2 separate regions of the Homo sapiens genome follow, and region 1 is linked to region 2. A link is a loop called in an ENCODE intact Hi-C map of the cell type or tissue named here. Cell type or tissue: PC-3. All regions are shown on one strand. Each heading gives the region's core, and the rest is flanking DNA. Links, peaks and the distances in the headings are about the cores only.

Region 1 (16,453 bases), core at 4,583-12,582, 51 kb before region 2:
CCAGCTCTTGTGGGAATGAATTGAATGAGAACTCATTGCTGTGAAGATGGCACCAAGCCATTCAAGCAGGATCCACCCCATGACCCAAACGCACCTCCCATGCAGCTCCACCTCCAACACTGGGGATCAAATTTTGACATGAGGTTTGGGGAGACAAATATCCAAACTATAGGAGTACTATTTAGCGGATTTTCAGTTTTGATGTTAACAAGCTCATTTTTGAAAACTTCATAGATAATAAGACCATGTGATTTCAAGGGCTTAAAAGTGAGGTACTGACCCAATGTGGACTTCATTTAATAGCTTCTCTTAAGCAGCCAGAGAGTCATATACAATTGGGTCTTTATGAAATCTATTAAAAATGTACTTTTTGTTTTTTAATCACCTAATGGGACAGGTCAAAGTCCTCTGTGTAATGATTATATTCAGTGTGACTAAGACATTCAGCTGAGTTTAATAGATAATATTGTGAGAACTGTGCATGATTCATTGAGAGATAAGAGCCTGAATGTGGTATCTCTCATATCCATGCCTCTTCCTCATTAACACTTGTCCAGGGCAACAAGAACTGCCCTAATGTTCTACCATTACCTCCGTCACTGAGAGCTCAATGCAGCTGGCCTAGCAGGAATAGAGGAGACCACACTACTGATGCCCAAAGCATACAACCTGCATTATGGCTTCTGAAAGTAATTTTATTTTTGCAAGCCCAGCTGCTCAGGTTTGCTTGCATCCCATTAATGTCCTGCAGGTTTGGGTCTGGGAACCCAGAAAAATAGCTGATTAACCTAATTTTTTTTTTTTTTTTTAGAGAGACAGAGTCTCGCTCTGTTGCCCAGGCTGGAGTGCTGGAGTGCAGTGGCACGATCTCCCCTCACTGCAACCTCCGCCTCCTGAGTTCAAGCACTTCTCCTGCCTCAGCCTCCCAAGTACCTGGGACTACAGGCGCACGCTTTTTCTTTTGTATTTTAGCAGAGATGGGGTTTCACCATGTTGCCCAGGCTGGTCTCGAACTCCTGAGCTCAGGCAATCCGCCCGCCTCAACCTCCCAAAGTGCTAGGATTACAGGTGTGAGCCACTGCGCCCGGCCCCTAATTTTTTTTTTTTTTTTTTTTTTACATGAGGAAGAAATACACAATCCCTGGACTTCCCTGTTATTTCAAGTCTAAGACCTCTAAAATCTGTGGTGTTTCCTGTGTAAGACAGCACGTCTCAACCATGACAGACCACATGTACTAAGATGTGGAGAAACCCACCACACAGAAGATGAATTTTAGCGGTTTTTCTCTCTCTCCTTCTATAAATTGATATTAAAGTAGTGATTTAACATTTTAATGTGGCATAGTTGACAATGCAGGTTTGTGCGGTGAAAAGATAATTGCTATAACATTTAAAAATATTTCATTATGGCATTTTTAATATGAAAAACAGTAAAATGCTTTTGCATTTTAGAATCAGCCTAAACTTTAATAATCATTCTTATTCAAATGACAGGATGTAGAACAGTTGAATGTTGTATATATACCCATGAATGATTTAGGGGAACTATGAAATTATATTAAATTTGAAGAATACAGTTTAGCATAGGAGGGGAAAAAACTCTAATGATTTCACAGGAGAAATATTTATAGGAATATCATCTTACCTTTGTTTGTAGCATGATGGTCTCAGAGGGATCAAGTGAGATTGTTTTGATGGTAAATTTATTACACAGTTTTTAGGAGCCTGGGCCTAAGGGATCTTGTTGAAAAGGGTTTTGTGATCCCAGAAGCTGTAAGGAACTTTGGCCTCTCCCAAAGAGAGTCTCCACAGAGTGAATCAATTTCCTTGGAGAACCAAAGCAGATGCTGCCTGGGGAGGGAGCAATTGTTTCAAGTTGGTGTTAGCTCACCAAGGAAGGCAGCAGACAGTACTGTCTGCTGTCAAAAATGCAGTATTTCATTTAGAAACGTTACTCCAAAGCATTTTCCTCCCCTCCTCTTAAAAGCTCAGGCTCCATACTGAACTACCTGAGTTGGATTCTGGCTCTACCATTTACTGGCCATTTGACCGTGGTCAAGTTATTCAACCCTCCTGAGCCTGTGTCCTCATCTGCAAAGCTGAAACAGTAACTTACCTCTTAAGGTTGTGAAGACCAACTGAAGTAATTGAAATTAACTGAGCAATAAAAGCAATCGATATTTAGCGCTTAGCTACGTACATAGTACATGGTACCTTGGCACATGATTAAACTGCCAATGATGGTAGCCATTATTATGATGGTAAATTTTTTTTTTAACTTTTATTTTAGGCTCGAGGGTACACGTGAAGGTTTGTTACATAGATAATCTCATGTCACGGGAGTTTGTTGTACAGATTATTTCATCACCTAGGTATTCAGCTTAGTACCTAATAGCTATCTTTTCTGCTCCTCTCTCTCCTCCCAGCCTCCACCCTCAGGTAGATCTGAGTGTCTGCTGTTTCCTTCTTTATGTTCATAAGTTCTTATCAGTAAATAACTATTTTTAATGCCATGTTTTTGTCTTAATGTGTGCAAGAGGGATTGATGAGGGCATGACTTGTGAAATAGGGTATGTATTTTGATGCCTCACACTCCAGCTGCACTTGTGATCAGCAGGTCCATGAAGAGGGCTGGCATGAGGCCAGAGGTGCGTGCTCTCTCTCGTGGCCACTGCTCACCCTGGAGATTTAGAGGAGCCAGCCTACGGCAGAGGCCCCAGGGTGGCAGAGGGCCTTCCAGACTCTTCTCTCTCATGACTCACATCTCTAGCACTAGCCCCAGGGAGCCCAAAGATTCTGGATAGGCCATAGGGCACAATGACTATGTGTCAGAGTTGCCAGAAAATAAAATGTGATTCTCCCAACTACATTTGCAAGAATTTTCCTGGCTCCTTGCCTCTGCAGCTCTCTTCTACCACTTGAGCCCTGTCTGTAGTTTATCCTTACCCCAGATCTGTGACCAATCTTGTCCTTATTTAGAGGGAACTGAAGAATAACTAAACCACTTTGGTGATTCCACATCAAGACCGCCTTAAGGCTTCTTCTGCTTTGATTATCTCAGTTGTGCTAATAATAATATTGACTAATAATAACTTTTTTAACACCTACTCTTTTCTAAGCGCTTTACATATATTATTTAATTTGCTTCTCATAACAATCCTGGCCGGGAGTGGTGGCTCACGCCTGTAATCCCAGCACTTTGGGAGGCTGAGGCAAGCCGATCACGAGGTCAGGAGATCAAGACCATTCTGGCCAACATGGTGAAACCCAGTCTCTACCAAAAAAAAAAAAAAAAAAAAAAAAAAACAGCTGGGGGTTGTGACTCATGCCTGTAATCTCAGCTACTCGGGAGGCTGAGGCATGAGAATCGCTTGAACCCAGTGTGTCCGGAATTGGTGGGTTCTTGGTCTCACCGACTTCAAGAATGAAGCCGCGGACCCTCGCAGTGAGTGTTACAGCTCTTAAGGTGGCGCGTCTGGAGTTTGGTCCTTCTGATGTTTGAATGTGTTGGGAGTTTCTTCATTATGGTGGGTTCGTGGTCTTGCTGGCTCAGGAGTGAAGCTGCAGACCTTCCCGGTGAGTGTTACAGCTCATAAAAGCAGTGTGGACCCAAAGAGTGAGCAGCAGCAAGATTTATTGCAAAGAATGAAAGAACAAAGCTACCACACTATGGAAGGGAACCCCAGCAGGTTGCCACTGCTGGCTCGGGCAGCCTGCTTTTATTCTCTTATCTGGCCCCACCCACTTCCTGCTGATTGGTAGAGCCCAGTGGTCTGTTTTGACAGGGCACTGATTGGTGCATTTACAATCCCTGAGCTAGACATAAAGGTTCTCCACGTCCCCATCAGAGCAGCTACATACAGAGTGTCCATTGGTGCATTCACAAACCCTGAGCTAGACACAGGGTGCTGATTGGTGTGTTTACAAACCTTGAGCTAGATACAGAGTGCCAATTGGTGTATTTACAATCCCTGAGCTAGACATAAAGGTTCTCCACCTCCCCACCAGACTCAGGAGCCCAGCTGGCTTCACCCAGTGGATCCCGCACCAGGGCTGCAGGTGGAGCTGCCTGCCAGTCCCATGCCAGGCTTGCACTCCTCAGCCCTTGGGTGGTCGATGGGACTGGGCACCGTGGGGTGGCACTCGTTGGGGAGGCTCCGGCCGCACAGGAGCCCATGGAGGGGGTGGGAGGCTCAGGCATGGCAGGCTGCAGGTCCCCAGCCCTGCCCAGCAGGAAGGCAGCTAAGGCCCGGTGAGAAATCGAGCGCAGCGTCGGTGGGCTGGCACTGCTGGGGGACCCAGTACACCCTCCGCAGCCGCTGGCCCGGGTGCTAAGTCTCTCACTGCCCGGGGCAGGCAGAGCCGCCCCGCTGCTCCGAGTGCAGGGCCCGCCAAGCCCACGCCCACCCGGAACTCCAGCTGGCCCACAAGCGCCGTAGGCAGCCCCGGTTCCCGCTCGCGCCTCTCCCTCCACACCTCCCTGCAAGCTGAGGGAGTGGGCTCCGGCCTTGGCCAGCCCAGAAAGGGGCTCCCACAGTGCAGCGGTGGGCTGAAGGGCTCCTCAAGTGCCACCAAAGTGGGAGCCCAGGCAGAGGAGGCACCGAGAGCAAGCGAGGGCTGTGAGGACTGCCAGTACGCTGTCCCCTCTCACCAGGAGGTGGAAGTTGCAGTGAGCCGAGATTGCGCCACTACACTCCAGCCTGGCAACAAGGCAAGACTCTGTCACAAAGAAAAAAAAAAATTCCTATGAGGTAGGCTTTGTTATTATTCTCTCTCTCTCTTTTTTTTTTTTTTTTTGAGACAGAGTCTCACTCTGTCACCCAGGCTAGAGTGCAATGGCATAATCATGGTTCACTGCAGCCTTGACCTCTCAGGCTCAAGCAATCCTCCCACCTCAGCCTCCCGAGTAGCGCCGCCAAAGTGGGAGCCCTTCAGCCCACTGCTGCACTGTGGGAGCCCCTTTCTGGGCTGGCCAAGGCCATAGCCGGCTGCCTCAGCTTGCAGGGAGGTGTGGAGGGAGAGGCGCGAGCGGGAACCGGGGCTGCGCGCGTTGCTTGCGGGCCAGCTGGAGTTCCGGGTGGGCGTGGGCTTCCACACTGTGGAGGCTTTGTTCTTTCGCTCTTTGCGATAAATCTTGCTACTGCTCACTCTTTGGGTCCACGCTGCTTTTATGAGCTGTAACACTCACCGCGAAGGTCTGCAGCTTCACTCCTGAAGCCAGTGAGACCACGAGCCCACCAGGAGGAAGGAACAACTCCAGACGCGCCACCTTAAGAGCTGTAACACTCACCGGGAAGGTCTGTAGCTTCACTCCTGAGCCAGCGAGACCACGAACCCACCAGAAGGGAGAAACTCCGAACACATTCGAACATCAGAAGGACCAAACTCCAGACGCGCCACCTTAAGAGCTGTAACACTCACTGCGAGGGTCCGCGGCTTCATTCTTGAAGTCAGTGAGACCAAGAACCCACCAATTCCGGACACAGTGGCTGGGATTACAGGCACGTGCCACCATGCCTGGCTAGTTTTTGTATTTTTTGTAGAGACGGGATTTTGCCATGTTGCCCAGGCTGGTCTCGAACTCCTGGAGTCAAGTGATCTGCCTGCCTCAGCCTTCCAAAGTGCTGGGATTACAGGAATTTATTCTCATTTTACAGATGAGGAAACTGCAGCACAGAAAGTCTGTTACTTGACCAAAGTTACATAGGTGATAAGTGATAGAATGGGGATTTGAACGTAGGCAATTCTGTCTCAGCCCCAGCTTGTTCTCCCATTCTAAAGATCACATCTTTGACTCATTTTGTCTGCCTGATTGCTTATGGTGATGCTTGGGGCCACAGGTCCTCACTGCAGACCTCCCAGGGGCAGGAGCCCTGCCCCTGAGCCCTAGACCAGGAGCCTTCCCCCTTCCTCCAATTTTCAGCCTCTCTGCCCTGGACTCCTCCTTGGGCTGCCACCTAATGCCAGTCTCCAAACATTCCAGATGCTATCTCTCTGGTAAGTTTCCCTCCATCACCCACAGGGACTTTGGTCTCCAAGCTTCTTGCTTGCCTACACTGGATGTCCCATATCTGGGCTCCAACTCCTCCAGGACACCTGTGAGTGCCAGGGCCTAGGCTCCATTCCTGATGATGCCATGCTGGGCCTTCTCTCTGCAAGGAGTATCCTGGCTGTAGAAGAGTGTGGCCCCATTGTTTTCATACCTGCTTCATTCCCCATCCCCCTTCCACAACTGAGTCTGGAGGAGGGCCATGGATGGGGAACCAGCATTGGGGCTTTCTTGAAATATACAGAACAGGCAGAGAACCCTCCAGAAACTTCTCTAGCATGTGATAAGCATACCAGTCTGCTCAACATGTACAGACAGGTTTCTAACCATGTAGACAAAGAGAGCAAAGGTGACTGAGCCCCTCAAAGACCAGTAGAAAATATTCAAGTGTCCCTAAGACTACGCTGCATTCTTTTGAGTAGGAAAGGGAAACTTAAACTTACTGTATGAAAATGATCAATTAGGTGTTTTTCAATTTAATGCCTAAGGTATTGAAATGTCAAGTATCCCATGATACGAGGCCAGTCGAAATTAACTGAGTAATAAAATATACCTATAGCAGTAGGAGAGTTAGGGGACTCCTTAGTCATGAAAACACACTTTGATGAACAGGTCAGAAAAAGTCCCCTGTCTAAAAGACTGAAAATTAAACATTTTCAGAGGTGGTAGATTTCCAGCCTAGAAGGTGACAGGCCACCACCTGAGATAATTAGCCTCCAGAGCCCATGTCTGAGGGTCAAGGACATTTCTGACATGAGAGGAAGGTCTGGGGTACCAGAGCTGCCTTAAAACTCAAAGGATAGTCTGCAAAGCCCTTGATACAAGCTCAGACTATCCTTAAAAAGAAAAAATGCAGGCCTACTTGGTTCAGCTGGGAGAATTCAGGAAGGTGGGAGAGGGTATGCAGACAGCAGAGCTGTTAAGATCTGAGATCATAAAGGAAATATTTTCATATACTCACCCAGAAAATTTAATTCTCTGTGAAGCTAAAAGCACTGTAAACAAAATTTAAATTTAAACAAGCTGAGTATAGGGCTCTCAGTCTCTGTCAGTTTCTGCCTCGCCTCTGCTTCCCCTTTTACATATGGGGAGTTCTCCACTGTGTGACTCTGGATGAAGAGCAAGGTCCACTCTCCAACACTGGAGATGAACAGTTCTGAAAGTCACTCTCTCTGTTCCCGCTCTTTGCAATGGGGATGCAGGCTGTGATGGAGGCTCAACCAATCAGACACTCTGGCCCAGGACTTTGAATCAAGACAGAAGAGAGTCCACTTTTGTGGCATCAGCATCGAATCTCCAAGACCAGGTGGGCAGAGGTGCCAGGAGTGGCTTTCAGCATCCAGTGTCAGTATTGGTGGGGTCCTCATCAGACAGTTCCTACAGTGTTGTTTGGGCTTGTGGTTGGCCCTGCTTCCTTTGGTGCTGCTCTATTTTCAAAGTCTAGAATTCTAGCTTTTCCAGTGATTCTGTGATCTACCAAATATCATTTCAATACATTCATTTTCTGCTGGAAGGAGCCAGTTATTTTCTGTTGCATACATTCAAGAACCCCTGTTATACTGGGAAGTCTACTTGCAGTATTTTACAGACAAAAGTGAAATATCCTGAAAATATAAAAGTCTCTAGCAAATCCAATAAGGAAAGATGCATAGTCCAATAGAAAAAAGGCAAAGGATATGAACAAACAGTTCACCAAAGAGGAAATACAAATAGCAAACAAGCATAGAAAAAGACCTTTGCCCTCATGTTGCCAAGATGCAGATTTATCATATATTGTTGAGAAATCATTTTTCCCATAACATACAAAGACAAAAAGAGAGTTAATGCTCAGTGGGGTGAGCTTGTGGGGAGCAAGTTGTTGCTGGGCATGTAATATGATATCACCTTTCTGGGAAATCTGATACTGTGTATCAAAATGGAAAGTATTCCTTTTGGCTCAGCAATTTTGCTTGTCAGAATTTATCCTGAACAAACACCATGACTCATGAAGCTCAGTCCCCAAATGGTGTCTTGGAATATACAGTTCATGTAACTTGAAGCAAATTCATAGTTCAAAATAATTTCAGAATAACTCAAGCACTTTCCCATGGAAAGGATGGTGTATTCGTTTGTTCTCACACTGCTATAAAGAACTACCTGAGACTGGGTAATTTATGAAGGAAAGAGGTTTAACAGTACTGCAGGCTTAACAGGAAGTATGACTGAAGGCCTCAGGAAACTTATGGCAGAAGGCGTGGGGGACGCAAGCACCTTCTTCACATGGTGGCAGGAGAGAGAGAAAGAGACAAGGAGGGGAGTGTCACACACTTTTAAACCATCAGATCTTGTGAAAACTCACTATCACAAGAACAGCCAGGCAGAAGCCTGCCCCCATGATCCAATCACCTCCTACTTGGCCCCTCCTCCAACTCAACAGGAGATTTGGGTGGGGACGCAAGTCCAAACCCTATCTGATGGGCTCACAGAATTACATACCATGTTAGGCCCCTTTTCACCCTCTCCCACAAGTCACTATCCCTATACGTGGTAGCTGTGATCCTCAAACATTCTTTGTCAAAGTATTCCTCCTTTCCGACCCAGGCTCTCCCGCCTTGGACCAAGAATGCATCTTCCTAAAAGGTAGAGGAGGTGGAGGAGAGACCAAAACTATTGCGGAGGTACAGAAAGGAAACACTCACAAATTAGTAATCGTTGTATTAATCCTATCTAAAAATAAGTAGAGAAGGGTTCTAAGAGATATATCTCAGTCCCTACTACTCTTCCTCTCACTCTGTTCCAGGCGCCCAGACTCTGTGCTGTTCTTCTGAGCTTGGCACTTGAAACTGCTCTGTCCACACTGCTCTGCCTCCAGGTAAATAAAGAGGGCTTGATCTCCCATCCCACTGAGGCCTTTGCTCATTTTTCACCCTTTCACTGTGGTCTTCCTGATCCCGCATTTAAAACTGCAGCACAGGCTGGGTGGCTGACACCTGTAATCCCAACACTTTGGGAGGCCAAGGTGGGAGGATTTCTTGAGCCTAAGAGTTTGAGACCAGACTAGGCAACATAGGGAGACCCTGTCTCTACAAAAACAAACAAACAAATTAGCTGGGTGTGGTGGCATGAACCTGTAGTGCCAGCTACTTGGGAAGCTGATGTGGGAGGACCCTTGAGCCCAGGAGTTAGAGGCTGCAGTGAGCCATGATCATACCACTGCACTTGAGCCTGGACAACAGAGTGCCACCCCATTTCAAAAAATAAAATTGCAACATGCAACTCCCTTGTATTTCATATCCCCCTTCCTTGCTTCATTTTCCTGCATGACAATGATCACTAACTAATATTCTGTATATTTTACTCATTCATTTATTGTCGATATCTGCCTTCTCCTACTAGAAGATGATCTCCATAAGGGAGGGATTTTTGTCTGTTTTCTTCACTGCTTTATCCCTAGTGCCTAAAAGAGAAGCTGACACAGCATAGATATTCCAAAACTATTTGTTAATGCAAAAGTATCCTTGTTCATGTTTATAGTAAAGAAAACAAAACACCCCAAGTGTAGATTTATTAAATAAATTACACCACATTTGCACAGTGGACTGCTTAGCACACTGTGGTAAGCAGAATAATGACTGCCCAAAGATGTCAGGTTCTAATTTCTAGAACCTGTAAATGTTACCCTATTTGGAAATACAGCTGTTACAGCTGTGATTCAATTAAGGAATTTGAGAAAGGAAAACTATTCTGGATTACCATGTGGGTCCTAAATGCTATCAGTATTTTTATAAGAGAGGGGCCGAGGGAGAATTCACATACGTGCAGACGAGAAGGTAATAGACAGATGAAGCAGAAAGAGGTTTGACAATTGGAGTGATGTTACCTTAAGCCAAGGAATGTCACAGCCACCAGAAGCTGGGCACCCTGATTTCCACCTACTGATACTGCTTTCAGACTTCCGGCCTCCAGAACTGTTCTAGAAAAAAAAATTTGTTGTTTCAAGTTACCAAATTTGTGGTCGTTTGTTAGAGCAGCCACAGGAAATGAATATGCACTCCTAACTTTTAGGTTACTATTGTGGATTACCCTAGGATGAAATGTTCTCTCTCAGTAGAGGCACTTCAATGGTCACAAATGCCTCAATTCCTTTACTTTTTTAAATTAAACTTTTGATTTTAAGATAGTTATAGATTCATACACAATGGTAACAAATAATGCAGAGAGATCCCATGTACTTTGTTTTTTGAGACGGAGTTTTACTCTTGTTGCCCAGGCTGGAGTGCAGTGGCGTGATCTTGGCTCACTACAGCCTTCACCTCCCAGGTTCAATGATTCTCCTGCCTCCACCTCCCATGTAGCTGTGATTACAGGCACCTGCCACCATGCCCAGCTAATTTTTGTATTTTTAATAGAGACAGGGTTTCACCATGTTGTCCAGGCTGGTCTCGAACTCCTGACCTCAAGTGATCCTCCCACCTCAGCCTCCCAGAGTGCTGGGATTACTGGTGTGAGCCACCGTGCCTGGCCCCGTGTACTTTTTACCTAGGGTACATGAGGTTACATCTTACAAGACAGGGCTCTATCACGAGGTTTTGTTACCAGTTAGTGGGGATCAAAGTCCTGGCTCCCCACATTGCCTTTTCTGACACCACCTCAACAAAAGTATGGGGGTGCCTCATTACAGCTTCATCAGGCTGGAAATGTAGGGTCCCTATTGGCCTTTGCTGGTGGGTGTGGACAGAGCCACAGTGTTTTCTTTGGTGTTTGGCTGGAGTAGAGCAGTTATTGTCTAAAAGTTCTCTGTGCTTGATTGCCCTTTTCTTGGTCCTTTGGCTAGAGAGCAGGCTTTCGTTGGAACATTTTTTGTCTGTGCCCATTGGTGTTTCTGGGTTGCTGGTTTCTTTAGTTCCAAGTCTGGGAAAAATGAATAAAAAGAAAATCAGGGCACTCACCACCGTATTGTTCCTTGGGTCATGAGGTCCCTACTTAATCCAAAGTCTTCTCGCCACTTTTCAGAGGTTTCTTAGGTTTGTTATATACATAATGTCTGGAGTTTTTGGTTGTACTTAGTGAAAGGAATAGGGAAAGTACACTACTCTATCTTCCTGGAAGTGGGAAATCACATCTTTAAGTGTGAACGAATTCTGTTTTATTTGGGGTTTTCCACTAATAGGAAGAATGAGGGAATGGAATATTTGGAAAGCTCCAAAGAGCAGAGCAAGCAATTTGTGTCTTAGGTTTCCAGTCTCAGAGTAATGCTGACCCTCCCTTAAAATTTAGGTGCATACTTAGTTTCCTGGTATCATGTTATACATTGCCCATGCTTTCAGCTGTTTTCTGTAAGTTCAGTTTTTCCAATTCTTTGGCAAAGACTGTATCTTATACTTTATTTTCCAGTCTGGTTACCCACACAGGAGGTGGCTAATAATTGTTGATTGAACACGTAAAAAGACTATCTTCCACAGATCAAGCAATATGAGAGTCTTAGAGGGATGTGGAGGGAAACAAAATCACTATGTCCTCAAGGGCCTTAAAGTCTAGCACAGAGTGAATTATCCCTGGCTTCCCCTTTACATCAAGTGCACCAACTTGATTTTGTATGACAAAAATGAAAAGTTCACTCACTCTATGAGATATGGAATCCAGTCCCTAAACATAGCATGTGGTGTTTTAGGCTGTTTCATAAGTTGACTAGGCTTGAACGTGATGAAGGCTGGCAGATTCTATAGGTTCATTTGCTCACCCTTTTTTTTAGATTATTCTCTGGAAAAGGAACAGATACTCTATATATCTGGATTAGGCAACTTTTACAAACTAAGCTCTTTACTGCACAGAGGCATGTAGGCTAAACTGAATGTTAGCCCCATAGAGTACTTGTGTTCATCTTCCCTGGGGAAGACCAGGGCAGATGACCCTATATGCAAACCTCACACTTTAATCTTCTGGACTGAATTCTTTCAGGCAGTGACTGATAGCTTCAACAGGCTGTCAGCAGTGGACGGAGATGATCATAGGGCTGTGCAACCACCATCACTCCTGGAATAACACAGCAACGACTAAGACCTTCAAGGTTTCTTTCTGAGTGCCAAAACCCCATGGACAATGACAACTTTCTTTCTCTGAGTCTTTAAGGCTCAAATGTCTCATCCTCCATAGGCTTTAACATGAATGGGTAGAGGAATGAGATTATCTTTGTGTCTAAAATACTGATAATGCTGGGATTAGGGCCATCTTGTTCTAGCGTTGACTCCTCCTTGACTTTTCTATAAATTGTTTAATCTCTTTGTACCTTCTTTTTGGAATGCCATAAAAATTACCTCCTCACTTGAATGTTGTAAATGAAATATACATATTAGTAGAGGTTTTTTTTTTTTTTTTTTATGTGAGGTACACTTATAAGAAAAAGTACTGCCCTTGGGTTTCTAAACTATAAAGTTTAATCTTCAGTCCCCAGTGTCTGAACTCTTGGCTGATTAATTCATGTCAAATTTTCATACTTTCAATAGTTTTCTCTTTTTCATTCCCAATCCAAATCTCAAGGACAGTATACAGAAATTAATTTTTGAGTTAGAATGAAGGAAATTGCGTTAAATTCCTTCTGAGAATTAATGTGGAGTTAAATGTAATATTTGCTGACTCTGCAATGCTTTTGCTTGCAGTTGTCCTTGCCATTTTTATTTTAATCCTTTATATCTGCTCTTATAGAAACTATTTCAATTTAGATTTTCAAGTATTTTACAATAATGTTTAGTAGAGGGGGACATTTTTCAGTGTGTACAGAAAGTTTACCGACGTTGAATGACCATTTTTGAGTGGGTTGGATTTTTCACCATTGCTCTGTGGAATGTGAAGGTTCTACCTGACTGATGATAAGACACTTTTTGTGATGGTTAATCCATAGTCCTAGAAAAGCAGTATAGTTAATTTGTTTAATAGCAAAATCTTTGATTTGCCAGACACTTAAGAACATATTTGAAGTTGTGATGAGTCTGAAATAATTTAGAAACATAGCATCTGACTCTGCATTTACGATATTGACAGCTTTTCAAGTGAATTCTGATGATTTGTTTACCATCTTTTGTCCTCCCAAGGTATCACAGGGAGAATTATGTGAAAGAATAAATGTGGAAGTAATATATAAACTGTAAGGGTAGCTTAATGTTATAATCTTTATAATCTTTGTAATTATTGTCCTCAGCATCACCACCACCACACTTACCAGTGTCAAGCTGTATCTCAACTTTTGCAAACTCATTTTTCTTCCTCACCTTGCTTCAGTCAGTTCAAAATCCTCTTCGAGTAACCTTTCTCTCCCTTCACTCCAGTCTTATTCTCCTCCTTCTTCAAACCCCTCCTCTGTCTTCCAGATTAAGCAACCTCACATCTTTCTAAAAGATTCATTTTCTCCTCTAAGGCTTTTTCCTTGACCATCACAACAATCTCAGAAATGCCCAGTGTCAGCGATGACTGATGACAGAAACTAATCTCCCTGCCTGCTTTCAGTTGGCTCTGCCTTTCACAAGTTCCATTCTCAGTGCAAATGCCCTCTATTTAAATTGAGAGTTCCATCAGAGGACTGGCCTCCCTCATCTAATTCATTATTTGTAGCATCATTGCTATTTATGGGTGAGGCACAGTTGGCATTAACATACCAGGTTCTTGCTCGAGAAAGATGGCATGGGGGACTGACTCTCCTAACATGCCCACCGGGGTTGTCTGCTGAGTTTAAAGAGAATGGGGATGAGCCATCACACATATTCTCTTCTGTCGTCTTGCCCACAGGAATACATTTGAGAAACAGGTATCATAGCTCCCCTCTGTCACTGTGGAATAATGTTTCCCTTTGGTTTCTTTCTACATCCTTTCCTGTATCCCTCAGCTCCTGATATGCCTATTAGTAAGCAACCCATTTCCAGAAAGTGGCTGGCTCAAACTTTTGACACCCAGGAGATCATCCAAACCGTAAGTGTTTAAAGTAAAGGTTATGTATTTATTGACACTTATTTAAATGGATTTCAATTCACAGAGTTTCTTTCAAGTCTTCTTGGCTACCCTTTCTTGCTATCCAAATTATAACCACAATCTATTGCACAGTCACTATGTACTAGTCTCTATGCTGGGTGCCTTTACATATATGTCTTTACAACAGTCCTGCAATTTATGCAATCCCTATTTTATGGTTGAGAAAATTTAGCATCTGAGAGGTTAAAAAATTTGTCCTAGGAAGCAAAATTTGGCAAATGACAAGCCCAGATTCAAAGGCTTGCCTTTTTCTCACATGCTTCTCTAGAGATCCCTCCCCACATAAAATTTGGTGCCCCATACTACAAATTATTCCCCTTTCTCCCTGATTAGTTTTCTTATCCCCTACATCTTAGTTGTCAGGAAAAAAGAAAAACAATTGCCTAACTAAATTAATCTATGCTAAGGTATTGATGACTCTTAGCCTTAAAATAATAATTTGTCAGCTCAAGTTAATCATTACTTTGTAGAAGATGTGAAAAAACAATCTTAGAGCGGTGCCTTTTTTGTTCTTTCTTACTTGGCCCAAGTCACCAGAAGCTCCCTTATTCCAACATATGCACAAGCTCATACATATAATGCACAAGCTCATACGTATACACACACATGCATACACATACAAATACAACCCTGAAAAATAAGAGGTTAACAATTTGAAATTTGCTTCGTGCTGACCCCAGATTTCACCAGTTGAGCTAAGTGGCTCAGTAAGTATTGACAAACTAAGACCTGAGCCTTGGCTTATATATGGGATTCAAGGTTAATTTTAATATAGTCCACTCAAAGAGCTACTGGTCCTTCCAATTAGCCATAGAATAAAGGACAATTTCTGCTCAATAACTCAAGTTTAGCCATTGGAGAAAAATTATTTGAAAAGAGAACTGCTAAGAGACCTGGCAGAGGAGACACTACGTCAATATATGGTCTTTTCTTCTTTCAATCTCTTTCTTTTTCTGAGACTTTCTAACCCCTTCCAAAGTCTGCTATTGAAAACCTTGAATCATGTATGTTAAGGCTATATAACTATATATCTAATCACATCCTGGAATCTCTTTAAAAAGTGTTTTATTTAAAATTAGACAAGGAATGCACAATTACAGGCTCACTGTAAAAAAATAAAATAGATATACAGTTAAAAATAAAAATTGCTTATCACCTTCATTCCCATTTTATTTCTTCCCTCCAGATAAACTACCATTCATAGTTTGTACACAGTCATAAGCTGTCTGGACCTTTTTCTATTGTTTATATACAGTGAATTTATACATGGATTTTTTCTTGTTTTTTTTTTTTAATGTGACTGAGTTTATCCTAAAAATAATCAGATTTACTTTGATAGTTCAATGTCAGTATGTATAGACAAGTGCCTTGTTCTTTTAAATAGCTACATAATATTCTATTTTATAGATGTACAAAATCTATATAACAATTTTTAATTGGTGTACTTTTGGGTGTTTCCAAATTTTTGCTATCACTGGTATTACTGACTAAACAGAATATCTTAATGGAATAGATTCCTAGAAGAAGAATTGCTAGTCAAAGGCCTCCTAAGTTTCTTTGAACAATTACATTATTTTTTAGTCAGCTTCATTCAGAAAGTCTCACGGGAATGATTAGATCAATTAAGACATAAATGCAGAAGGGCATAATCTCTCCAACTCTGGGATACTGATGTAAAATAACGGCTTTAGAAACAGATTATATATTTTTATAGCACACTATACACCCATGCACTTCTAAATAAGCCACTTCCTAGAAATTCACCTTGTATAAAGTTAGAGCTGAAAGGCACCCTAGGTATAGTGGCAAAAGGCAATAATAACAATGATAATAAAGCTAGCATTTATGGAGCACCTGGTTTGTGAGAGGCATTGCCCTTTTACCTGATTATTTCATTTAATCCTCCCAAACAATGGGAACTCCATCCTTTAGAAAGCATGTATGTTCTCAGACAAGTTTTTTCATCTCTTTAGGCCTTAATTTCTTCCTTCTGCTGTGTAAAGAAGAGGCTTACTCTGGCACTGGCTCTTGAAAGCCACTCGTGTGCATCTCTTCCCAGCTTGTTCAGATGTTGGTAACTTAAAGATAGCCATGGTGGAGGTATTTGTATCCTGGAAATTGGCAAAGGCTACAAATCAAGGTTTCCTTGGGCCAGCAAGCTAACCCTAACCCAAAACCCTAATCTTCATGGGCATGACCAGCCCTAATAGTCAGGTGGGTTCCAGGCGGCTGGGAGGCTCCTCATGATGTGCCGCCCTTCACAGTGCAGTCCCATTTCACTTCCATGTATCCAACATCACTTCCATCCACCAATATTCCAATTCAGCCTGGGTTCCTCATCTTCTGGTGCATCACTTCCCCTCTTTACCTACCTTTATCTCCCAGATACCAGCTCTTTCCCTCATC
Region 2 (16,453 bases), core at 4,595-12,594:
CACAGAGCAATTTTAGCAACAGTTTTTGCTGAACCTTTTGTGGTAAACATTGCCATTTCCTAGGTGCAGAGTGATTGGACTTCAAAATGAACCATCAAGCCCACAGGCAAGCTTAGTACAGAAGGCAGGCCTGCTTTCCAGGATAGTAGTTAAGCTTTTCTCTTCTGAATCAAATATCAGAAATAAGCCTTTCCCATTTGTGTATGATACCAGAATAAATAGAGGCCCCTCACAAGGGAAGCATTTTGATTCAGCTCAATTCAACAGATGGTTATGGGGACATAGTGTGGCATTGCAGAAGGACAGCAGGCTTTGGGCTCACCAGAACTGGATTCAAATCGTAGCTTTAGCTGAGGAGCCCTGAGAAAATGACTGGCCTGCTTTAAGGCTCTTTCCTCACTTGGAAATTAAAAACAATAATGCCTACACTGTCAGGGTGTTCTAAATATTAGAAATAATATATATGTAAACTGGGACCTACTTGGTCCTATCTTGGAGAAGAGACAGAGGCTAGAAACAGAAGTAAATCACATTCTTTACCTGGGTTTCTCAGAGCACAATAAAAGATACCCTGTTTGTAATCTACGACAAATTGATTGGGAGAAACATGAATGGCCACGCCTTTCTCTCATCCTTCTCCCCGAAGTCCTGCTCTCCTAGGGCTAATCTTTCTTTTCCTTCCTCTTCCACCCACCTCATTAGTTCTGTCCCTCTGGCTCCAGGTCTCTTAATTCTGCATCAGAAATGCCTAGGAACCTGGAAAAAGTCTGATTCTCCTCAGAGAGCAGGGAAGAGGAGAAGCTGCAGAGCAAAAGCCAGAATTCTCTGTAGATGGCAGAAAGGGCGTGGCCAAGACTGCAAACACACACCCATAAAGAGGTGTGCGCTGGCATATGCACAGAAAACTCAATTCAGTGCCTGGGACCTAGCAGGTTCTCAATGAAAAGGTCCTAGATTAATAAGCGCCCACAGTGTGCCAGATACCTCATAAGTATGCAGGTTAGAGCTCAACGAGGGGGAAAATAAGATCCCTACTTCAAGGAGTTCATAGGGTAGAAGCTGTTCTTGAATGTAGGTGTCTATTTTAAGCTGTTACCTCATCACTAAAACAATGAATATGCACTCAGTTATTTCCATCAAATACCCTATGCCTAATAGAACATTTACATGGCATACATGACAAATTAATATATCAGTTGCATTCCAGGGAAGGAATTTCAAAATGACCAAGAAACATTTCTTGAGAAACAAAAACAAACAACAAATCAAAACAAAACAAAACAACCCACCAAAAGCAAATTACCTAACATGTGCATTTATTAGTTTTATATTTAGCAACAAATGTTACTTGTGGGCTATATAATAACTAAAGTGGTACCAATGTACATACATTGTGTCATCACTTTTTGCCAATTATGATATCCTGATTAGAATGATAAACACATAGACTTCATTCACTTCTTGCTTCCTTCCGCTTTTATAACTGCCACCCAATTCTAGTTTTAAATGGATTATGGGATATGAAATTAGCTACTTATTAACACTATTTTGTAGCAGATTACTTAACTTCTTTGAGCTTCAGTTTCAAATCTGCTAAATGGGATTAAATTTTATAGTAGTGGGTACCTCATGGAATTATTGGAAGGATAAGTAAATTAATGCATCTTTAGTATCTAACAGTCTGGCGCAACTGTAAATGTTCAACAGATGGTTTTTTTTAATTATTGTTGCTATTTTCATTGTTTATTATTGCTTTCATATCATTTCATTATTGGATCTGGACTCTATGAGTTACAAACAGGAAGCAGTTTTATTTTTAAATTTCATTGCCTTCAAACATGCTCTGTCTTACCTCCCTTTCCTACTCCTGGATGATACCTCAGGCAGATTCTGTGTATTTTCCTGTTACTTGAGGATATTAGACAACAGTTCATTTTTAGAATTTAAAAACATCTAGTTCAACCTAAATCAAAACTTCCATTTGCCACCCACTTGAAAGTGTTTCTCCTCTCCTCAGCTCAGGCCAGGCCAGGGATCCCACAGATCAGCGGAGGGAGCAGCGCAGGATCTGCTCCTTGGCCCTCCTGGTTCTACCTTCTCTGTCACCTGCCTCTGGCTCCTTTACGGTTGAGGATGGGATAGTGGCATAGGGGAGGATTGGGGGGGCAGCAAGGACAACAAGAGGAGATGGTAGCTGCTGTCCTCGTACTTCTCTTTCGGTTCTCTCCTGATAGACTCTCTCAAATGGCCTCCATCCAGGCAACTGTCCATCTGCTGGCCCTTCCTTTCATGGAACACTTTTGTGAGATGGAGACTCTCACCCCTCCATATGGTCACTGTTAAGAGAATGTCAAATACTACACTCTTCTCCCAAGAAAGCAATACTCTTTCTGGTCCAGCGTGCAGCCCTGGAACCCAGCTACCTTCCGGGTTATCTGTTGAACTTATGGGAAATTCACCCCCCTTTCCCTGTCAAAGTCTGGAAGATCAGGCTCTCCCATTGCTGTCCTCTCTGTCCCTGCCCACCTGTAGTCAAGAGTCAGGCATGAGCCTCTGTTCTTTAAACTCCAGGGAACATGTGATTTGAGGGGAGAGAGAAACCACAGCACTTTCCATTTTTCCAAATTCCCTTACATGTCAGAGTCTTCTCTTTCATGATTCACTAATTTCCCTTATAAATAGGATGAGGGCATGATGGAATACATAGTCAGAGACCTGGTGAGCAAGTCCCACATTGATGGGTTCAGGAACTGTTACGAGAATGAGCAGACTCCCACTGCCTATTGTCTCTGGCCCTGGTGCTTCAGCGGAAACCCTGAGACAACAGGAAAAGTCCCATCCAGCATCCTGTTACATTTTTATTATAACAACATTTACAACAGCCTCTTAATTGGTTTTCCTGCTGCCTATTTGCCACTATTTCATTCCATCCCATATGCAACCTCTAAATTAATCTTTGCCCCAAAACTCTCTGATTTGTGTCATATTTCTCTTTTCAGTCAGTCACTGTGGCTTCCACAGGTTGGCTACCATCCCAACAACCCTTTTAATAATACAGGAAAAAGCTTAGGGTCCCCAGATTGAGTGTAATCCCAGGGAATTACACCAGATATCATAGTAGCAGAGTTTCTGTGGTCCCAGAAGCCCCTGTGACACTCGTTGTTTTCAACTGCTTATTATGTCAAACTCCCCCGGCGACAAACATAAACTCCACTAATTCAATGAGGCATTTACAGTATGATCAGAGATCCATAAGGCACTAGAAAGTATGTCTTTAATATGTAATTCCAGCTTCATCATTTCATCAAAGTCCTCTAAATTTTTAGGAGTGACCCACAGGCTGAATATTACATAGATTGCTTGGAGCTGATTTCTCCAAGAGCCAAACTCTACGTCAAGAAAGTGCAAAGTACAAAATCTAACCAACTAGAATTTTGGAACCCAGAGAACATCTAATTCAACTTTCCTATTTTACACATGACAGAATGGTGACTCAGAGAGACTGTGACTTGCACAAAGTCCCCAGGTCATTTGAGGCACGACTGGAGAAAATACCCAGCTTTCTTGATTCCTAGACTCAGGCTGGTTTCACTATCCCAGGTGATCGCTTGCCTGTTAGTTTCATTACTTTGTAAACCACCGTCCAATTAGTCCCCGTACTACAGAAGGTCGCCTCCCTGTAATGGAAAGGGAATGCTCTTTCTAAAATTGGTATTAAAGCCTTCTCTGATAGCATGTACGGAGAAGAAGAGTACCTATTAAAAATAATTAAAACAGACTGCAGACAAAGAATTTGTCTCAGAAGATGTTGATGGATCTTTTTGGTTATGAAGGGGAAGGCCCAGGATTTGGCCTGGATAGGAAAAGCTAAGATAAACCAAGCCAAATTGCTTTAAATAATAAAGTAACAGGAATTTTCCATTTCCAATGAGGATTGGGAGGGAGGTATTTTGGCAGGCCTGGGGCTTGGAGAAGAGAGAATAAGAGGGAAAAATTCCCTGGAGATGGGGAGAGTGGGCAGACCAAAGGGGAAAGTAGCTATTAAAAAAACTCCCAAAAACCTTAGAGCAAAAAGACATTATATTCAAATGTAAGTGCTTTTCTGTTATGCTGTGATCACCCTTCGTGATCCACGCGTCTTCAGTAGAAGTCTGTTATATGCAGCAATGGGTATTAGAGGTGCCTTGAGGAATACAGGATGAGGCAATTTGCCCATGCCTGGGGCAGGGGTTGTGGGAGAGTCAAAAAATCATGGAAGATCCTGACTGCTAGATTGCCATGGTAGGCAGCATAGTAGCCACCCCCCAACCCAAAAGATGTTCCTGATGTTCCTATCCTAATCTCATGAACCTGTGAACCTGTGAATATGTTACTTACATGGCAAAGGAGAATTAAGGTCCCTAATCAGCAGACAGGGAGAGTCTCTGGGATTACTCACATGAGCTAAATATAATTATCACAAGTGTTCTTAAAAGTGAAGAGGAAGTCAGAAGACGAGGTCAGAGTGATAGGGTCTGCGAAATCTCCATCCACCATTGCTGCTTTTGAAGATGGAAGACTGGGGCCATGAGCCAAGGAATGTGAGTATCCTGTAGAAGCTGGAGAAAACCAAGGAACATTCTTCCCTCAGACCTGTAGAGACTTCTCTTAGGCCTCAAGAGACTTCCCTAGAGGCTTGAGGGAAGGAAGTTCCTGCTGACAACTTGATTTTAACCCATTGAAATTCATGTTGGGCTTCTAACCCGCAGAGCTGTAGAAGAATAAATTTGTATTGTTTTAGGCTAGTAAATCTGCGATAATGTTTTACAGCAGCAGTAGAAAGCTAAAACGAGTGCCTAAATTAGATTTGATAAGAATCTTAATATTTATATTTAACTCAAATGTTTCCAAGTCCCTCACTTTCTGGGTTCAACCTTGTAAAATTGCGGAGCTGGCCCCAACATTTCCAAAGTTTTCCAGAGCAGTAAGGAGCTGACATTCTACTTTGTGGTAGTCCCAGTCCGCTACTATATAATCAAAGTTTTCAATTATTTCCTGAATTTATTATATCCATTTGCTTTATGTTAGCATTTAAGTCGCTACACAGGCTTGCCCAGCTTAACTTTCTCAACTTCACCTCCCACTTGTCCTCTTCATGGATCCTCTACTGCTGCCAAATTGCACCATCGGCACCTCAAACACACTCCTCTGGGCATCTGCTGTCCTACCACCTGGAAAGGTCTATCTCCCCTTCCCTGTGCCCCCAGACTGTGAATAATCAGCTTGTCCCCCAAGGCCTAGTTCAAGCATGGTCAAATCTCCAAAGTGTCCCCTAGCCTCCCCTCCTCAGAACTTCCCAGCATTTCGTCCTTAGCTCTCTTATAACCACCTGTGATCATTTACTTGGAACTTGTCTATTTGAGCACATCCCCTAATTCACTGTGTTGACCAGAAGCTCCTTTGGAGCATAGTGTGTATTGTTTATCTCCATATCCGCCACAGTACGGAGCACAGTGCTTTTCCTATCACAGATGCCCAATACATGCTTGCTGAATGGGGTCATGAAAGCATTTTTGGCTAAATAAATTATTTCAAGCGGAAGTCATTATAACTAACATGATCAATACATACTTCCCTATCTTTTCTTTTTTCTGAATGCCATGGTTCATAGTTCAAAAAGGAACCACCACAATCTCCAAATAACTCCTCCATACTTTCAACTATCATTTAATATTGCATGAGGTGAACACATATCTTTGCGTGCCTGGCTGGGATAGTCTCAGTTTACATCTGTTGTCCTCGCATGGTGATTAATAGTGCAAAAGTGTCTTTGTATGGATGATAAATTGGATGGTCATTTGACTGTTGGAGAACATAGGGTACGAAAGCAGCGTCTGGTTTTCATCCTTTCCTGAGAAGAACAATTGGAAACCAGTTACTCCCGCCAGATGTCCTCTTTGCTCCAGCTCCTTGGCATTTCTCTCCTCTCGGCTTCTCCTTCCATGGCAGCCCTCAATGCTTGGGTCCACCCGTCTGTGTCTCTGCCACATCCCTGCTTCCCAGTCTTGATTTTGTCCAGGAGTGTGTCTGCAGTGGCAGGATCAGAGGAGGGAGCAGAACGAGGAAGACGGTACAAATCCCAAGCTAGCTGCTCTCTTGTCACTCACCATTTATGTGTCTCCAGCCTGTCCTCCTGGTCTCGTCTCAGTGTTCCAAGGCATCATTCCTTGCCTTTATCATTCTGTTCCTTATCCTTCCATGCCTGGTTCTGCTTTGTATGTCCCAACAATACCCATCACTAATTCTAGTCCCTGACTGATATCAAGGGAATGATCACCAACATCCCTCTTACCTTCAGGGTAACCCTTAATCTCACAGTGGAAGAAGTGCTCCTAATATCTTAAATCGTCACACATCATATTTTTCTATAGCAGCAATTTCCAAAGCGTGTTTTGGGGAACTGTAGTTTGGGGTGTTAATATGTTTTACTCACTAAAAAGATTTCAAAGTCAAATAAAGTTGATGAATTCTCAATGGAACCATTTTAAGCAGTTTTCTTTTCTTTAAAGAAAACTTAAAGCCTTTAATATGCAAATGTACATTACAAATCTCTGAGAGGGATATATGATATTCTATGTTTCTCAAACTTATTTGACCTTGAAACTTTTTTCCTTGAAACTTTCTTGAGGGAATATTGCTCTGTGAAGCATATTTTGTTTTAAAGTAACTTACTTAACTCTTGTGGATCAATCATAGGTTTTTGAGAATGGACACAGGGGTCTATAGAATATAATAGGCATGATTGTTCTAGTGGGACAATGCATTCCAATATCTACAACCACATTTTTGGAACCTAGAAGGTCGTGAAGGGGAAAATTGTATATAAGACCCTTCCAGCTAAGAACTGTGCGACTGTCCAGAGAGCAGAGGCAGACAATCAAGCAGAAAGCATCTAGGACCATGGGTCAGAAGAGCTGGTATCTAGTCTCAACTTCACAACTGTTAGCTAGGTATTCCCAAGCAAGCTTCATCCATTTTTGTCCTCAGTTTTTTCATCTATTAAATGAGACAATTCATGATGATATTAAAATAAAAAATAAATAATATCACCTCAACATATGTCACAGGAATTTTAGGAAGATCAAAATAAATAATTATTTGAAAGGACTTTGAAAACAGTAAGGCTTTTGTGAGTGAGTACATCTAAAAGTACCATTATTATTATTATTATTCGGTACAGGGTCTCACTCTGTCCCCCAGGTTGGAGTGCAGTGCAGTGGTGTGATCTCGGCTCACTGCAACCTCCACCTTCCAGGTTCAAGAGATTCTCCTGTTTCAGCCTCCCAAGTAGCTGGGATTACAGGCACGCACTACCACAGCTGGCTAACTTTTTGTATTTTTAGTAGAGACAGAATTTCGCCATGTTGGCCAGGCTGGTCTCGAACTCCTGGCCTCAAGTCATCCTTCTGCCTCAGCCTCCCAAAGTCCTGGGATTACAGGCGTGAACCACCGAGCTGGGCCTATTTCTTAATTAACTTGGTTTTCTAATAGGAATAAAGATGCAAACCCACAGATAACGTTCAAACCCTACTTTTTTTTGCAAAATGCTTCGATCCAAATAATTTTCCCCAACATAAAGCACAATTAATAAACTAATTTCACTTTTTTTCTCCTTCTAGATCTTCACTGAGGTGGAGGAGCAGTGCAGTGGCCAAGAGAAAGATGGGATTGACAGAGGGAAATAAAAAGAACTCTGATATGTAATAGACTGGATAATCAGGATACAGTAGGCCATGGTCACATTTGAGCTCCAGGTGGTGTCTGATTGACTTGGAAACAGTACAATAGGGGCAAATTTTACCCTCACATTTCCTGGCAACTTTGGGTTCAAAGATATTAGCTGTTACTTGACATTCCCATTGGCAAAAATGAAGGGCATGCCTCTGTTGACAAAGCATGAAACGTCATCTGTTGTGTCTGTAATGCCATAAATGAGTCATTGATTCCACAGAAGAGCAAGAAAAAAGAGCAGGAAGGGCAGGAAATGTTAGTTACCATATTTCTCCATCATCCATGGCATGTGATGGGGCAGAACATGTCACCAGGCAACAGTAACATGGGGCTGTTTCTTGGCCTCTCAGCTCCAGTACTGGGATAATCTATTAAATCGTCTCACAACTTTCTGGGTATTCTTGAGCCCTATTCATCCTCTTTGGTTCAGAAACTGATTTAGAGAAGAGGGACTCTGAGTAATCTGTAAAGTATTGTTTATCTATAAGACTTTGGTATGCTAAGCCTGAATCAGCAATTAGGTTTAATGCCTTGCTATATTTGCTTGAAAATGAAACCTGTAGCAAAAGTGAATGTGCTATGCTGAAAGAGCATTTAAAAAATAATCTCAGCTGGGTGTGGTGGCTCATGCCTGTAATCGCAACACTTTGGGAGGTCAAGGCAGGAGGAATGCTTGAGGCTAGGAGTTTGAGACCAGCCTGGGCAACATAGTGAGACCCTATCTCTACAGAAAATACAAAAATTAGCCAGGCATGGTGGCACAAGTCTGTAATCCCAGCTACTCGGGAGGCTGAGGTGGGAGGATCACTTGAGCCCAGAAGGTCAAGGCTGCAGTGAGCCGTGTTTGCACCACTGCACTCCAATCTAGGCACCGGAGTGAGATCCTGTCTCAAAATAATAATAATAATAATAATAATAATTTAAAAATAATCATAATTGTTTGTTACTCTAGTGATACAAGCCATGGATGATAGTAGGAAAGTGAATTACACAGGCAAACATGGATAAGGGGGGTACTGCATTATAAGAATCACATGCATTTAGGATAAGGGGCTACTTGGAGAAGGGGAGTTTCTGTGTAAATAACACAAATAGAGAGATTTTCTTTAACTCATCTGGTTGCTTTTCCTTACTAGAACCTGTACTTTGAATATTCCTTTGTTTTTTTTTTTTACTTTTATCATTTGATGTAAAGACACTAACATTTTATGAAAAAGCATGGCTTACATGGGACTCTTTCCAAATAGTTTTATTTATATATTACCACTTTCATTTGTTATCTTTCTTTCTAAACAAAGAGTCTCAAAGCATATTACGACACCAAATTCATTAATCTGAACGTATGGTGAACCACTTGTTTGCCATTTCTTGAAAACAATTACTCTTGCTTTTACCTCCCCATAGTGATTCAGTGTTAAAAAATGGTAACAGAACCCAGTCCCCTTTATTCCCCTGCTTCAGGTCCAACTTTGATTACTTAGCACATGCCACCAATTCTAGGCATTAAATTGAATTTTTCAACAGTGAATCAATTAGCACACATTCTTTGTTGTGGTTGAGGAGGGGGTGTCAATAACAGAGAAACAAGATGGAGAAGAGTTGAGGGAAACAGGTTATTTTATCTTTCAAAGACAAAGTTCTGTGCGAGGAAGCTTCTTGGTGCTCATTAGGAACACAAACCTCCATACATGCATGAAGAATGGGAGCAAAAGGAATTTTAATCGCTTTTTCATGAAATCTGACCCAGAGTTGAACAAAGAGAATTCTAAATCTTTTGCATATGCCATTTTTTAGGGGCAGACATCAATCTTTTTCCCCCTTCTCTTGTGTTCCTTGAACAAAAAGAATTATTGAAACTGAACTTGTTCAGGTTTTTATAAATCAGGATGTCAACAAATACAAGCACTAGTCTAGTTACAACGAGAGACTGTAGTTTCTAGAATAAAGCTAACCTGTTTTTTTTTAAGCTCTACAAAGAACGCATTGTTTATTCTCATGTAGAAACGTCATGTAAAGCAGCTCTCTGTCAGGTATTCTATTTTTATTTAGTTGTTTCATAACTCAATTATAATGTTCCCCTTTACCTAATAATTAGGAGATATAGAGTAACAAGGCTGGAAACCTCTTCTTTTCTCCACTGTGTGTCAGTTACATTTCCAGATTGTTAATGGATAGCAGGTTATGCCTGTGTAGGTGAGTCCTCGTCCCTGCTGGCCTGGCAGCTTACCCCTGCACAGTAGCAAGGGTCAGCTCGTGGAGACGGGCCCGGCTAGAGGCCTAAGCAGGAACTTCCTGCCATCTGGAAGAGTCCGGGGCACAAGGAAAGATGTCAGCAATAGGTGCTCATATGACTCTTTAGCTCCCCTGGGAATACCAGTATTTCTCCTAGTTCCATGATTGGGAAAATTTAACACCCACTACCGGTAATTTGATGCACACGTTTCGGTGTCTGTATTTGGTGGCATTTCACTCTTACAGATACATGCCTAGGTTTTTGTGGCCACTTACTACCTTTTGAACACCCTTTCTGTGTTTCAGGAATCCCCCACAGCAGGAGTCCGGCCTTTCCAAAGTATGAACCCCAAACACATTTTCCCAGCTTCTCTTATAGCAAAGTTGCACCCTTAAATATATATACATATATTTACACACATGTGACCTAGACCCAGCCAGTGCACCTTAGCTGGAGAGATTGTTTTGGAAAAGAACAATGAGAGGAAGTAGGTGCTGCTCAGAATCCATTTTCTGGCAAAGGTGACGGTTGAGCTTCTAGCTGTGGGGGACGACATTGGCAGACGGTCTGGTGTCCAGTGCCTAGTGGTAGCGCTCATCGTGATAGAGGGGGAGGGCCACAGGGGTCTTCTTGTTATACTCATGATGGATACTGTGCCTAAGACCAAGATTTTCTTTACGATTAAAAACAGTTACAGGCATCTAATGTAATTGTTCATTAAACATAGACACTTCTAAAATCAAAGCATTTAACTTAATTTGTTGGATTTTTAAAAGTTATTTTTAAATAACTTTTAAAATAACTCCTAAAACTATTAAGATGGTAGCTTTTATGTGTATTATTTTCCATAGGCCAGTAATACAGCTTGTTATAAAGAAACTCAAGGACCAAAGTGTTTGTGGGAAACTGGCCTGGTCTGGTTAGTCTTGAGATATTTTGGGGGCACATATGGGTATATATTTAGTTTAGATATTATAATTTACCCATTTCTGAACCTCCTTCCTCCTTTTTCCTCCATTCTCTTTTCACCCTAGCATTATTACACCAATCTGTTTTTTCTGGGCCTGAGTGGACAGAGCTCTCTGAAATATAGCATGGCTTGTAGGCAGAGCTCCATTAGTTGGGTTGGGAAAGGGGTTACAATGGGACGTACGAAGTGAAAGTGGAGCAGAAAACCCCATATCCAAATTTTGGTGAAAAATACATTTTTTGAAGTTGATGCTATTTGTAATTTTCTAAATAATTTGCATTTTATGAAAAAATAATATTTTCTAAGAATAGGTCAATTAGTTTAAAAAATACAGTCATTATTGGGCCATGATAAATGGATCATGACCATGCTTGACACTATGGAAATAACTGCTGGGCCTAGAATCTGAAGATATGCTTGAAGAAGATTAGTAGGCCCCTGCTTTATAAGGAGGGGAATCATTGTAAAATATTTTCTCAGCCAGAATGACATACTACAACTGTATTACTGCAACATTACAAATTTATGGGATCTAAATCGATGAGTTTTAACCATAGAAATAAATTCCGAGGGATGAGGAATTTATGAACTCAGTACCTAGTACCAAGTTACAGGAATCACAATTAAAGATCTTCACTATTTTCTGCCTTATTCTACCATGACGTTAAAAAAGACTGATAGGCCGGGCGTGGTGGCTCACGCCTGTAATCCCGGCACTTTGGGAGGCCGAGGCGGGCAGATCACAAGGTCAGGAGATCGAGACCATCCTGGCTAACATGGTGAAACCCCGTCTGTACTAAAAATACAAAAATTAGCCGGGCGTGGTGGTGGGTACCTGTAGTCCCACCTACTTGGGAGGCCGAGGCAGGAGAATGGCTTGAGCCCGGGAGGCGGAGCTTGCAGTGAGCCAAGATCGCGCCACTGCACTCCAGCCTGGGCGACAGAGCACGACTCTGTCTCAAAAAAAAAAAAAAAAAAAAAAAAAAGACTGATATTCTAAACTCTGATGAGCCAGTCTTTATTTAGTCATTCTATTGATTTTTAAAATTATCTCCACTTCTATCCTGTACCTTGTGTCATATTTCTACATAATAGTATTCCTGTTATAAATACCGTTCAGGTATTAGTGATGCAAGCAAAGAGAATTTAAAGGTCTTGGTAAAGGTCCCTCAGGTGAGGCTGTAACTGACTGAATGGAGGAAGGAAACCAGTTTTCTCCTAGCGTTCAGGAGGGCTCTGTACCCCTTTCTAATCTGCCTTCTAGTTCTATGAACCTACATGCTTGCTTTGTATGTCTCATTTTGTGATTCCCACTATATACACAGAAAAGTATGAAAACAATAACCTCATATTACTATTAACTTTTTTCTGCTTTTTTTCATTTCATTCCCACTGGTATCTTATTATTAATAAATGATTTTAAACTCAATTTTGAATTCTTTTCTCAACACAATTTTCATGTTTCTATAATTCTAAAATAGTACTTCTAAGTATAGGAGATATAGCCATCTGGCTGGAGCAATCTAGATATAGTTCCACCAAGGCCAAGAATATGGCCTGGTTCTATCTTTGAGCGCCATCCAAACAGGGGTGTGCAGGTGTGGGAGAAACTCCTTTTAAGAAAAGGAGATCTTCTTTTAAGAAAAAACATGCTATTCTGCTCTGGGGAGTGCCAGCATCTTCAAGGTCTGCCTCAGTTGCAAAAAACCACCTCTCGAGAGATCACATCCTCCCTGGGGCAGCTTGCAGCTGGTAAATGAGGCTGGGATGTAAAGACCAGGACATTTTGGCCAGACAGAGGAAACTCTGATGGCCAATGTTTCCTCCAGAGATCTCTGCCAGATTGGTGTACGCGTTGTCAGGCCTGTAATCTAGCTAACGTCTTTCTCTGTCCAATCCTACTTCCTTCGCTTTTTTTCACAAGGTTGTTGATCCCTAATAAACATATAGTATTCCATACTCATCTCAGAGTCTGCCTTTGAAAACCTAACCAAGACAGCAGGTGAGTAGCATGGGATCTGGAGGCTTCTGCAGCCAAGGTCTGAATGATCTAAGTCAGAATTTTGAAATGTTGCTTGTCTTGAATCTATCTATCTATCTTTTTTAAACATTTTTTTCTTTTGTTTGGTTCCTGTTTTAATTGTTGTGTTTGTGTGTGGTCTGTCTGTCTGTGTTTTTCTTGTTGTTTATGTGTTTTTATGGAGAATTATAGGAAGCTCTTTATACATTAGACACCTGAAGAGAGTAAAATGTTGATTTCCTCATCAACTTCCGCTGTTGTTAAAAAGATGTGTTCTGCAAAAGGTACTTGGTTCTATCACGTGAAATAATTTACAGTTAAAGGACATGTATTGGCAATATAAGTAAGTGCATTGTAATAAAAGTAAATGCTTTTTGCCTGTTAAATCTATGGGTGTTTCATTAATATTATCTTGCTAGAAGTTGGCCAAATAGATCAACTTTGCCCAGTCTTTTGAAATGGGCGCACACTAGTCCCAGTTTTTTGAAATCTTAAGATTGCATGCAATCCTCTCCTCTCCGTTCCTTACTCTACCTAGCGTGGCTCATACTTTTATCAGTTCTCACTTGGATCCTTGTGCTGTCCCCTCCACTAGCTTCCTCTCTCTCTCTATCTCTCCACACAGCTTTCAGAGTGAGTTTTCTAAATTGCAAATCTGATCAGGTCATTTCTCTATTTAAAGTCCTCCAGTAGCTCCCCAAGGCTATTCAAGGATTTAAAACCCAGTCTTTTTCATGGTAGTCATAGAAAGCTGTTCAAGAATCAGTCTGCTTACTCTCCAGCTTTCTCTGCACAACTGCCTCGCAATCACCCCACTCCAGGCAAATTTCCTGTAGCTTCTGGAATGTGCATGGTCTCTCTTCCCCTTTTGCCTTTGTACATGCTGTTCCCTTTGTTCAAATGTCCTTCTCTACTTTTATTAATTTTTTTTTTTATTAAGGTAAGTCTTATTCTTCCTTTAAGTCTCCATTCAAGCATCAAGCAAGCTATAGGTGGGGGTATTCCTCTGTGGCCCAGAATATTCACTGCTACTAACATCTTTCCCAGCACTTATAAGACTATATTGAACATATAAGACTCTTACACTCCCCTCTAGACTACTGAATCCTCAAAGTCAGAAATGTTATCTGTACACACTAAGACTTAGCGCAGTGCCCAGCCCATGATAGGTACTCAGGAAATTTTTGTGTCTTTCTCTAAACTTCTTTATGGTTGCCACTGCTTCCTATAAATTTTCGCATGCCCTCCATTGCTTAGCAAACACTGTGTTGCTCAATACTGCATACTGTAGGTGCTCAGTGAATGTTTGTTGAGTGGATGACTATACTGCTGTTGTTGTATTTCCATTCTACCACCAATAAATGCTTAAAAGGTTGCAATTACCAGGGGCAGCTTAGAAAAATATTTGAAGTGTTGATTGACCGGTAGAAGTCTCTGAAGATGTTTTTATTTCACTCCGGAACAGTCACCTAAACCGTGAACTACAAGCTAATAGTATTCACAGGAGAGCGACTTTGTCTGTTTGCCTACACCGTTTGTGATATTAGCTATGCAAATAAATATTTTGATTGTTCATTTGGGAGAAGAGGATTACTTGATGACTGTCTTAAAGTATATGTAGGCTTATTATTAGGAGAATGATGACTAATTTTTCCCCCCATTGCTACAGCTGATTCAGTGAGGAAAAGTACTTAAGTTGTATCACTAGTTAAGAAAGAATATCTTTACTGGAATCTAGGGACATTGTGGGAACTCCTTTGCAGATGTGACTAGATGACATCAAAATTCCAGTTTTCACCCTTGAATCTGTGAAAGTCAAAAGGATATCATTACAATGACTAACTGCTACCCATAAAAAGGCTGTTGAATTTGGTGTTACATATACTATTCGCTACATTCAAAAATGAGTTAGCGGGTACATTCTATCAGTACGGGACTATCTTGGGCACTGCTGGAAAATCATAGCATTATCTCTGCTCTTATATCCCTGTTTTTATGTCTTTGGGCAAAAAGACACAGGAAAAGTTAAGTTCTAGTAAAAGGCAGCTTGTCTGTATGATACAGATTGTGTCTATGGCCATACCATCCTGAATGCACCGGATCTCATCTGATACAGATTATAAGTGCAGAGAATGACTAACAAAGGAGCTAGAGTCAGAGGGGAACAGGGAAAGCCATTCAAGGTAAGGAGAGTTGTATGCATCAGATATGTGTTTGTGTGGTTACAGACCCTATAGGTTATAGACAAGCTCTACTGAGAAGAAAACATTCATAAATATTTACTAAGCACTTATGATGTGCCAAGCTCTGTGCTAAACCCAGTATGTGCATTTTCTCATTTAATCCTCATGACAACACTAATACGTAGTAACATCATCTCACTTTGTAGTTCATGAGACTGAGGTTAAATGACTTGCCTAAGATCACACAGCTGATAATTGGTGGAACGGGGAATTCAAATCTGGTTGTCAGACTTCAGCAAATGGGACTAAAATTTAATTCTAGAAACATTAGCAAGTAGCTCCCAAAAGCAAGGCACAAACTGAATTGGTAATTTTGAGGCTTGAAAGCAGTGACATGTCTTCTTCAACAATGTATTTTCCCTATATCAAGCTCAACATGTAGGTAAGCTGGAAATGCCTTTGAATGAATAGACTATTTTCAAGGAGTACATACTCTAGTAGGGAAGACAGACATGCCTAAGTTACTTAATCTCCCAAAAGCTGTAGGTGCTGATGGATCATACTGGATACAAATCTGAGGGGAGAGGAAGTTATCCTATAAGCAGTGGGGAGGCATTGAGGTTTTTGAGCAGGAGAGTGACATGATGAAAGCTTATTACTGAAAACTTAATCTGCTGACTGTGTGCTACTTGTTTCCTTATTGTCAGCAACATTAAGCCACGTGGAACTCCAAGCAAGTTAGATCTGTGATGATAGAAAAGAGGAGGAAATATTTCTCTCTTTCATGTCCTGCTCACCACAACTCTGCTAAATTGGTTTAGATGCTGGAACAATAAATTGGAGTAAGAGCAGAAGCCTAAAATCTAAATGTGCGCTGACACTTTCTGTTCAATCACCGTTGTTTCTAAGAATACAAGGAGCCCCTAGATGGTGGGGGTAGGGTAGAGGGCAGGAAAGATTGCATGCTGCAAATATCTAAGAGAGATAAGGTCTCAGGTCAATCTTGTGTGATATTTTTAGAGTAATCTATTCATTTATTCATTCAGTCAATGAATATTTGTTTATTGAGAACCACTGTGTACCTGGTACAATTCTGGGTTTTGGGACTCTAGTACCCCAGAGAAGAAGAACAATAAGACTGCTGCCTCTATAAAGTATGCGAGCTAATGAGTAATTCAGACCATGACCATTTCAGATAGTGACATGTGACTATAAAGAAAATAAAACGAAACGACAGGATGAGGAGTGACTGAGGATGAGGCACTAAGCACTCTAGA

The links. A loop is a pair of places that touch in the nucleus more often than their neighbours do. Peaks named below come from ENCODE experiments on the same cell type or tissue, not always from the same donor. Only the 100,000 strongest peaks of a DNase experiment are listed, where the experiment ranks them.
Region 1: it touches region 2 in a loop (3-fold over the local background); 11 of 110 quality-filtered maps call a loop at or near these places.

What each region holds. Positions count from the first base shown.
Region 1 is chr5:81,811,738-81,828,190 of GRCh38, reverse strand. No RefSeq gene overlaps it. Among named protein-coding and RNA genes, the nearest start is that of SSBP2, 69 kb to the right of the region's middle. In PC-3, for the core only: no CTCF peak of the experiment used is centred there; a DNase peak (open chromatin) is centred at 8,010; H3K27ac peaks cover 561 bases.
Region 2 is chr5:81,760,869-81,777,321 of GRCh38, reverse strand. LOC107986384 (a long non-coding RNA gene) reads left to right here. Exons shown (of 3, transcript XR_001742518.1): 3 at 7,659-8,160. Among named protein-coding and RNA genes, the nearest start is that of SSBP2, 18 kb to the right of the region's middle. In PC-3, for the core only: no CTCF peak of the experiment used is centred there; a DNase peak (open chromatin) is centred at 8,001; H3K4me3 peaks cover 398 bases; H3K27ac peaks cover 1,174 bases.